2 separate regions of the Homo sapiens genome follow, and region 1 is linked to region 2. Evidence: read pairs that join two places in POLR2A ChIA-PET (ENCODE). Cell type or tissue: Panc1. All regions are shown on one strand. Each heading gives the region's core, and the rest is flanking DNA. Links, peaks and the distances in the headings are about the cores only.

Region 1 (5,385 bases), core at 276-5,275, 150 kb before region 2:
ACAAAACCTTGCAGCAGGCCAGATGCAGCGCAAGGACTGTAGCTAGCTGGCCCCTGTTCTGATGTTTCTCTAGACTGGGACTGTATAAGAATCACCAACCCCAAGGGGACCTTTGTGATTTGCTCTGTGAATTCAAAGTAAAAACCTGAGATTTGGCCTTTGTAAATGTTCTGAACTGACAAGATTAGTTCAAGTTACCCTATTAAAAGGGATTTGCATCCAGGTGTGGTTGCTCACACCTGTAATCCCAGCACTTTGGGAGACCTAGGCAGGCAGATCACTTGAGGTCAGGAGTTTAAGACCAGCCCGGCCAACATGGCAAAACCCTGTCCCTACTAAAAATACCAAAATTAGCCAGGCGTGGTATCGCACGCCTATAATCCCAGCTACTCGGGAGGCTAAGGCAGCAGAATCCCTTGAACCTGAGAGGCAGAGGTTGCAGTGAGCCAAAATCGTGCCACTGCACTCCAGCCTAGGCAACAGAGCAAGACTCTGTCTCAAAAAAAAAAAAAAAGAAAAAAAGAGGGGGCAGAATTTGCAGAACCATGACATACAAGCACAATGGCTTATTTCTTCTATTTAATGTTATGCAAAGCTTGTCACCTACCTGTTCATGAATGTGGCAAAGGAATTGCATCATGAGGAATTCATTTCCTAACCTCCTAAGTGCATTGCAATTTGGCTTCTTCCTTCACTTTGATACCCAAATTATCAGACATCTTCTTGAGGCCACATCCAAACAAGCAGTTTTCAGGGCTTATTTTATATGACCTCTCAGAAGCATTTGACAAAATTGACCACTTTCTTTTACTTGAAAATTCCTTTCTCTTTCTTCTCTCTCTTTCACCATGATTTTTTTGTTTCTTTTTTTTCCTCCAGTCCTTTTGGCCAATTCTTCTCAGTCTCTTTCAGCATTTCCTCTTCCTCTGTTCATTCTGTAAATGTGTCTTATTCTCTAAGGTTCTATTCTGAACCATCTTCTTTTCCCCTTACTTACCCATGGTTTCAAACACAATTTCACGCTAATTGTCACAAGTCTAGATTTCCAGCCCAAATTCCCATGCTGAGCTCTAGACTCTCCATTCTGTTACCTCCTAAATGATATATTTGGGTGTTCTGCAGGCACCTCAATTGAGCATGTTCCAAGCTTAACTTATCTCCTATTTCAATCTTCTCCCCATCATGAATTTCCTACTCTGTTAGATGGCATTAGTACCAATGCAGTTGCTTGTTGCTATGGTTTAAATGTCCTTTCCAAAGCTCGTGCTAAAATTTGGTTGCCATTGTGACAGTGTTGGGTGAGACCTTTGGGAGCAGAGCCCTCATTGAATGGATTAAAGCTGTTTTCTCAGAGGTGGGTTAGTTATTTTGGGAGTGGGTTAGTTATTGTGGGAGTGGACTCCTGATGAAAGATGAGTTTGGCCCTCATTTTCTCTCTGGCTCTTGCACTCACTTGCCTTTCTGCTTTCATCGAATGGGAGGATAGAACAAGAAGACCCTGACCAGATGGCCAAGCAGATGCCAGTGCCATACCCTGGGACTTCCCAGCCTCCAGAACCATGAGCGAAATATATGCCTTTTCTTTGTAAATTACCCAGTCTGTTACTCTGTTTTAGCAGTTGAAAATGAACTAAGACACCCATGTTGTCAATAGTAGATAGGATCTCTCCATTCTAGGTTCCTCTGGTGAGAACTGCAACCCTCCACTCACATAGGTGGGTTCTGTGGCCATGTTTATATTATGTGACCCTTCCCTCTGCCTTGATTAGACTTGGGTGGGTGCTTAACCCAATCCGGATTAATCAGACTGTCTCCTGGGATTATCTTCAGCTACTGCTAATTCTTGAACTAGAGCTGGTACAGCTATGTGCATGGAGAAGAGCAGAAAGCTGGTATATAGAGAGAGAATGAAGTTGATACACAGAAAGAAGCAGAGAGAGAGAGGAAGATACGGCCTTGGATAGAGTAATCTTGTCTCTGCTCTTCTCACTCACCACCTGCCTGTGTCAAAGCCTGCAGGGCAGCCCATGTACCCAGATCACCACTTTCTGGATACAAATAGTTTTGCCTCTAAACTTTTGTAATTGATTCCTATGCAGTAGTTCCCACCCTTATCTGTGGGGGATACATTCCTAGACACCCAGTGGATGCCTGAAACTTCAAATAGAACTAAACTCTATAAGCACTATGTTCTTTCCTATGCATACATGTCTATGATAAAGTTTAATTTATAAATTAGGCACAGTAAGAGATTAACGACAATAACTAATAATAAAATAGAACAATTATAACAATGTATTGGTCTCGATTTCATGGATAGATGATTCATTCTTACTAAAGAAGACCTTTAGTGACCTCAGCGTACAGTTTTTTTTCTTTCCTTATTAAGTCAAAAACTTTCACCTTTTCACTTAAAAGAAGCACTTACGGCTTCTCTTTGGCATATTCAAATTGCCAGCATCACTACTCTTGCGCTTTGGGGCCATTATTAAGTAAAATAAGGGTTACTTTGAACACAAGCACTGTGATACTACGACAGTGAATTTGATAACAGGCTGACTACTAAGTGACTAATAGGCGGGTAATGCAGACAGCGTGGATCTGCTGGACACAGGGATGATTCATGCCCTGGGCAGGATGGAGTGGAACTGCAAGAGATTCCATCCTGCTACTCAGAACAGTGTACAATTTAAAACTTTATGAAACTTTCTGGAATTTTCCATGGAATATTTTTGGACTGCAGTTGACCACAGGTAATTGAAACTGAAATGGAAAGCAAAACCGTGAATACGGGAGGACCACTATATAAATTCCACCTATTGAATTATCTGATATGAGTTTTGTGTTCCTGGCTGGATCTTGACTGAGGTAGCTAACTTTGCAAATAAGCACATACAACTCTACATCATTTAAAACCTGCCTATGTTCCACTATATGAATGTTCTATGATTTATTTAATCATTGGCTATTGATAAACATTTGTTTCCAATTATTTTGCTACTACAATCAGTGGTGTAATGACCATCTTTGCATATGTATGCATTTCTATAGGACAAATTTCTAGAAGTAAAATTGCTAGGTCAAGGAGAGTATGCATCTTAAATTTTTAATAATATTGTCAAATTTCTCTCAAAAGTTTGTACCTAATAATGCTTTCAACAACTGTGCGTTAGAGTACCTGTTTCTGTACACCCTGACCAACTCAATTGCAAATCTCACTGATGAAAGTATTACATCAATTTTGTTTAAGTATTTTGTTTGTTTTTTTGAAACAAAGTCTCACTATGTGGCTCAGGCTGGAGTACAGTGGCACAAAAGTGTTTCACTGCAGCCTCCACCCCCTTGGTTCAAGTGATTCTCCTACGTCAGCCTCCTAAGTAGCTGGAACCACAGGTGCATGCCACTATGCCTGGATAATTTTTAAATTTTTTTATAGAGATAAGTTTTCACCATGTTGCCCAGGCTGGATATTTTATTGTTTTGCTTTGCATTTTTAAAAATTCTGAGTAAGATTGAGTATTTTTTGTACTTATTGTTCATCTGCATTTCTTTTTCTGTGAACGGCCATGTAACTGGTTTTATTTTTTGCTTTTTTCACTTAATATTATATGTCATGAACTTTTTCTAGAATAATTAAAAACATGATCAACAAGAACTGCATATTAGTCCATTCTATGATTATACCATAATTATTCTTTTATTATTAGACATTTAGATTGTTTCCAATTTTTCTTTTTTCTTTTCTTTCTTTTTTTGAGACAGGGTCTTGCTCTGTCACCCAGGCTGGAGTGCAGTGGTGTGATCACAGCTCACTGCAGCCTCGACTTCCCAGGCTCAAGTGATCCTCCTGCCTTAGCCTCCCAAGTAGCTGGGACCACAGGCATGCACCACCACACCTGGCTAATTTTTGTATTTTTTGTAGAGACAGGGTCTTGCTATATTACCCAGGCTGATCTTGAACTTCTGGCCTCAGGTAATCCTCCCACCTTGCCCTCCCAAACTGCTGGGATTACAGGTGTAAGCCACCACACCTGGCCCAATTTCTCTTAACATTTATACATTCTTTTTTTTTTTTTTTCTAGAATCAAGAATGATTGAGAATAGGAACGGCTCAAGACGTTCACAACTAAGGCCATGAATAGCTAGGAATTCCCTTTAAGAGCAAAGGTTTTATCATCAGACAGACCTACTTGCAGGGTGAGTAACTTCTCTAAGCTTCCATTTCCTCCTCTGAGGACTAAATGAGAAAGTGTATGGAACGTACTTTGCACAGTCCCTGGTACATGGTAGGTGCTGAATACATATTAATTAATTTAATATAAAATGAAAAATGGGCCTGTATTTTATGAAAAATATTATAAGAGACACTTTTGATCTAGAATTCTTTTGTTTGTTTTTCAGGATTAGCATATATTGAGGCTGGGAATTGTTTGCCATATCCCTATTTCCTGGATAGCTACTGTGAAGTCCTGCAGTGTTGTCACTTTCTTAATTGGACTTGTGAAGGGCCCAGAAAACTCCGTGCAGGATATTGTGAACCATAGCACTGAGAATGTCATGATGCAGATGGAAGCTCCTGATACCAGTGGTCCAGTAGTGTATTCTAAGTACAAATACTTTTTGTCTTTTTTTTTTTTTTTTTTTTTTTTTTTTTTTGAGATGGACTTTTGCTCTTGTTGCCCAGGCTGGAGTGCAATGGTGCAATCTCAGCTCACCACAACCTCTGCCTCCCAGGTTCAAGCAATTCTCCTGCCTCAGCCCCCTGAGTAGCTGGGATTACAGGCATGTGCCACCACGCCTGGCTGATTTTGTATTTTTAGTAGAGACAGGGTTTCTCCATGTTGGTCAGGCTGGTCTCGAACTCCCGACCTCAGGTGATCCGCCCACCTTGGCCTCCCAAAGTGTTGGGATTACAGGCGTGAGCCACTGTGCCTGGCCACTTTTTGTCTTAACAATGGTTCTCACTGATTATTATGAGTTACGGATTGTTATGTTAACCACTGGGGTGGTGGGCTGAATCGGAAGAGAACTATCAAGAGTGTCTTATGTGGAGAGGATCTTGAGTTTTACAATCTTCTGGGAAAACTACTCCTGGGAGATACTGTTGGGCATTACAAGATCATCGGAGTCATCAAAGATCCTTCGAACTTACTAGTGACCCTTGAAAAGTTGAGACTAAGGAGAGTGTTGATCTAGTGCTAGTAACATCTTACATTTCTTTAGATTTGATACTAATTTCTCATTTTTATAGATGAGTGAATTCAGTGTGGATGACGGGAGAGAGATTGTAATGGTATAAATGCTTTGCTTGCTGTAGGTTGAGTATAGCTTGCCAAATGGGAGGTGTTAACACTTGTAAATTTGTAGATCAGAAATTATTGGGAA
Region 2 (5,385 bases), core at 217-5,216:
ATCAGTATTTAAGAAGGGCTCAAAAGAACATCACATCAGTCGTGGATGCTCTGGAATCCTACCACTTGATAGTAACTATCTTCAACATCTGGGAAGGAGTAAAGAAAAGATGGTCCAAACAACTTTTCATTTCTGTTATTTGTAATGTGTTGATAGTTCTTTCATTGACTGTATGGCATGTTTTATGGATCCTAAGAAACATTTTCCAATTTTATTCACTAAAATTTGGGTGTGTCTTACAATTAGTGGCATATTACAGTTAAATTGACTTTTTTTCTTTCTCAGTGGTATATAAAATATCAGTCTTAAAATCAGTCATCTCTGGCCGGGCACGGTGGCTCATGCCTGTAATCCCAGCACTTTAGGAGGCCAAGGCGGGCAGATCACCTGATGTCAGGAGTTCGAGACCAGCCTCAACATGGAGAAACCCCGTCTCTACTAAAAATACAAAATTATCCGGGCATGGTGGTGCATGCCTGTAATCCCAGCTACTCGGGAGGCTGAGGCAGGAGAATTGCTTGAACCTGGGAGGCGGAGGTTGCAGTGAGCCAAGATCATGCCATTGCATTCCAGCCTGGGCAACAAGAGCGAAACTCCGTCTCAAAAAAAAAAAAAAAAAAAAAAAAATCATGTCTCAGCTTTGATTAAAAACAGGATATATGTCTATTAATATTCAAAATAACAACAATAACAGTACAGTGACCACCATACCTGAGGATCACTTTTTTGGTAGGTAGCCTCTACTTTCTTAAACACAACCAAGAACTGGAAAGTAAGAAACAAAGGCTTCTGATGCTTAAAATCACTGTTACAGAACTCATGAAGTAAAGGCCAGGTACTTAAACTTACAAGATCCCTTTGCCTCTGAGTGTAGTGTCTTATTTTGTAGTTCATTAAGTTAATCCTAGGTATCTTATTACAGAGTCCACAGGGATTCAAAAGAGTAAACTATGGGAGGCTGAGGTGGGCAGATCTGAGGTCAGGAGTTCAAGACCAGCCTGGACAACATAGTGCAACCCTGTCTCTACTAAAAATACAAAACTTAGCTGGGCGTGGTGGCGCATGCCTGTAATTCCAGCTACTTGAGAGGCTGAGGCAGGAGAATTGCTTGAACCCAGGGGGCAGAGGTTGCAGTGAGCCAAGATCGCACTGTTGCGCTCCAGCCTGGGTGACAGAGCGAGACTCCATCTCAAAAAAAAAAAAAGTAAACTAAAAAGGAATGCATATAAATGTTTATTAAGTGGTGGTTCTAGGACTTACTGTACTTTGTGCTGAGAATGAGTGACCCATAAACAAATAATTAAAAATTATTTTTTAAAAATAACACAAAACTCAGAACAGGCCACTTAGAGCTATTTTTGTTTTTGTTTTTGTTTTTGTTTTTAGACGGAGTCTCAGTCTCACTCTGTTGCCCAGGCTGGAGTGCAGTGGCACAATCTCGGCTCACTGCAACCTCCGCCTCCCAGGTACACAAGATTCTCCTGCCTCAGCCTCCCGAGTAGTTGGGATTACAGGCGCCCACCTCCACGCCCGGCTAATTTTTTGTATTTTTAGTAGAGACGGGGTTTCACTGTGTTAGCCAGGATGGTCTCGAACTGCTCACCTCATGATCCGCCTGCCTCAGCCTCCCAAAGTGCTGGGATTACAGGCATGAGCCACTGCGCCTGGCCCACTTGGAGCTATTTTAGGAGGAGCTTGCAACCTATGTCAGTTACGCTGATTACAGCTTAGAAGAAATTTCTTATCAAAATGTAATCTGATTCCACTAGCACTTTCTTTAAGGGACAATATGATTGTACCTTTAAATTTTGATTGGAGAATATTGTTGATTAAATTTTCCCTTCTTATGGCTTAATGGAATTACTAGAACGTATTTTTCCTTGAAAGTATCAGGAAAAAAAAAAACAACTTTTGGGAGGCATCTGTTACACATCTGAAATAGGATTTGATTCTGTAATTCCAGTGGTCTCTAGACCTAGATAATTCTACCCATGTTGCTAGATGGCACCAGGGTGCCATTTTTAGGCCTTAGGGCTAAGGAATGGGCGTAGGTGGTAGGGAGGTGTTAGGAAAGAAGTAGGGAAGAAAAACTTTGGGAACATATTGTGGTACTGAAGACTGTCTCTAGGAGTTCTCAGTGGGCAGTTGCATACCAGGTGTCCAGCTGCATTATTTATGTTTGAAGTAAACCCAGGCTGTGTGTCTCCATGAATTCATAGTATTGGGGGCTTTTCAAGACATTCATTCCCCTAAGATGTGAATTTTGAGCATAGCTTGTTGGCCTCAGGCACTTTAACCTGAGAGTAGATGTTAAGTTCTGCTTGTTGGCAGGTTTCCAGCATTTACTCATTAGAGTTTCCCTACTTAAATGCTCCTGGCAGTTTCCCTTGGCCACTGTGTTCTTCACAGTCTGCCCAAACGTGTTTTGTATGTAGTCTGCTTTTGGGCTCTGCTTAGACACTTACAGCTTTTGTTTCTAAAGAACCCTTCAGTAAGTATTGATTTGTATTTTCTTTAGTTAATAATTCATTGATTATAAAAGCTATTCAAACACTAGAAAACATAAAAAGAAAAAATCCTTTTCATTCTACCACCAAATTAATCAGTGTTAACATTTTAGGGTGTGTTCATCTAGTCTCTTTTTGTGGGTTTATGTATTTTATGTGGAGGTAGGGGAGAGAAAAATAGGTGTAAAACATTATTTTGTAAAAATGCAAATCCTCTCAAGTTTGCTACTGGGTGTGAAGAGCAACTTTTAAAATAAAATTTTGTAGAATAATTTTAGAATGTTAAGTTGCAAAGATAGTACAGAGATTCCCATATACCCTTCACCTAGCTTCCCCTAATGTTAACATCTTACATAACCGTGACATATTTGTCAAAACTAAGAAATTAATACTAGTACAATACTATTAACTAAACTACAGACTATTTACATTTCTTCTGTTTTTCTAATGTTCTTTTTCTGTTCCAGGATCCAACCTAGGGATACATATTGCATTTAGTGGTTTGTTGTTGTTTTGAGACAGTGTCTTACACTGTTGCCCAGGCTAGAGTGCAGTGGCATGATCACAGCTCACTGCACTGTTGGCCTCCTGGGCTCAAGCGATCCTCTCACCTCAGCCTCCCCAGTAGCTGGGATTACAGGCATTCGCCACCACGCCCAGCTAACTTTTTTTTTTTTTTTTTGTAGAGACAGGATCTCACTAAGTTGCCCAGGCTGATCTTGAATTCCTGGGCTCAAGCAGTCCTCCCTACTTGGCCTCCTAAAGTGCTGGGATTGTAGGTGTGAACCACGTGCTCAGCCCAGCTTTATTTTTTTTAATAATATTTTTTTTTACCTTTTTTCGTTTTTCTTTTTTTTGAGACGGAGTCTCACTGTCACCCAGGCTGGAGTGCAGTGGCGCAATCTCAGCTCACTGCAACTTCTGCCTCCCAGGCTCAAACAATTCTCCTGACTCAGCCTCCCGAGTAGCTGGGATTACAGGCATGTGCCACCATGCCTGGCTAATTTTTGTATTTTTAGTAGAGATGGGGGTTTCATCATGTTGGCCAGGCTGGTCTCAAACTCCTAACCTTAGGTGATCTGCCCGCCTCAGCCTCCCAAAGTGCTGGATTACAGGCATGAGCCACTGTGCCCAGCCCTTTTTTCTTATACTTAATTTTATATCATGAACATTTTGTCTTTGTCATTAAATAGCTTTTGAACAATACTTATTTTAAGAGCTCTATAAAAGTTAATCACAGGGATAGATGTGCTCGGATGCAAACTTTTCTGGTAAACTTTTTGTTGTTGGCATTTCATGAGGGGGAATGTTACAAAACGTATATACAATTGACCCTTTAACAACACAGGGTTTGAACCGTATGGATCCACTTATAGATGGATTTTGTCAACCAGAAAGTATTTGTGGGATGCGAAATTTCCATATACAAAGGGCTGACTTTTCATACACACAGATTCCACAGGGATGACTGTGGCACTTGAGTGTGCACGTGTTTTGGTCCATACAGAGGCACTGGAACCAATACCCAGATACACCAAGGGATGACTATACAGAACAAACATTTTTATTAGTGGGATACTTGAATCGGGTGTGTTAGATTGTAACAGTTATTTTGAGTGCACTGCTCTAGAAGTAGAGAATAAATAGGCAAATTTAGTTTTCTTTGAGAATATATTTAACAATATTTTAGGTTGATTTAAATGCAGAAACATTTAAATGAGCTATTTGTGAAACAGTTTGTTTTGGGGGTTATAGTTGCTTGGCATTTGGCATAGCTTCTTTTGATCAGTGTGTGTGTGGCGGGGGGGGGGGCGGTGTACACATGGTATACACATTTCATGTGCACATAGTCAATATTAGACTTTAAAAAAAAATTAGAGATGATGTCCTGCTATGTTGCACAGGCTGGTCTCAAAGTCCTGGCCTCAAGCAATCCTCCTGCCTCAGTCTTCCAAAGTACTGGGATTACAGGCGTAAGCCAGCACACCTGGCCCATATTTAGACTTTTAATATTAGTCTAGTAACATCATATCCAACTGAGTTTGGAAATACAGATTTATAGTAAATTGTGCTTATACATTTCTATATTCAGTTTTGAAAAATATCTTTTAATTTACTTTTCTTTCTTTCTTTCTTTCTTTTTTTTTTTAAGTCTCACTCTGTTACCAAGCCTGGAGTGCAATGGCGAGATCTCAGCTCACTGCAGCCTCCACCTCCCAGGGTCAAGCGATTCACATGTCTCAGTCCCCTGAGTAGCTGGGACTACAGGCATGTACCATCGCACCCGGCTAATTTTTGTATAGAGACGGGGTTTCATTGTGTTGGCCAAACTGGTCTTGAACTTCTGACCTCAAGTGATCTGCCTGCCTTGGCCAAAGTGCTGGGATTACAGGCGTGAGCCATCGTGACCAGCTTTTGCTTACTTTTCTGTTATCCAACATTAATGTTTATTTAGTTCTAGGTTAAAGTATCATATATAAAAAGTGAAGATGCCTAGGGATTTTCTTACGTGTCTTTTAGTGTTTTATTGATGTTTATGGTTTGAATAATATTAGTTCGTGTATTTAACATGAATCTTGAAATTAGAGTGACTTGGATTTAAATTTTGTTGTTTTAAAAAATAAAGCCATGAAGCCAAATGCTTTTTAAGAACTATTAGGTATACCATATTAAGGAAAATATTATAAAATTCGTACTGTGGTTTTACCTCCTACAGTTGCTCAGTTTAGTAAAAACTTCATTGTCTATAAACATGAGTGTAATAGAAAAAACTGAATTGATTTTAAGTTACTCAGTGATTACATTAAGAACAACTTGGCATTTATTTGGGAAATAACAATTCCTTTGAATTTCACAGTATTTTTTAGTAAATGGGTAT

Evidence for each region. Peaks named below come from ENCODE experiments on the same cell type or tissue, not always from the same donor. Only the 100,000 strongest peaks of a DNase experiment are listed, where the experiment ranks them.
Region 1: POLR2A ChIA-PET joins it to region 2 with 5 read pairs; 10 of 35 experiments call an interaction of 5 or more read pairs at or near these places.

The regions. Positions count from the first base shown.
Region 1 is chr12:69,403,078-69,408,462 of GRCh38, forward strand. It overlaps a transcript of YEATS4 not described here. Among named protein-coding and RNA genes, the nearest start is that of LINC02373, 41 kb to the right of the region's middle. In Panc1, for the core only: no CTCF peak of the experiment used is centred there; a DNase peak (open chromatin) is centred at 2,584; H3K27ac peaks cover 417 bases.
Region 2 is chr12:69,551,701-69,557,085 of GRCh38, forward strand. All of the region lies in intron 3 of FRS2 (fibroblast growth factor receptor substrate 2), which reads left to right. Among named protein-coding and RNA genes, the nearest start is that of MIR3913-2, 30 kb to the right of the region's middle. In Panc1, for the core only: no CTCF peak of the experiment used is centred there; no DNase peak of the experiment used is centred there.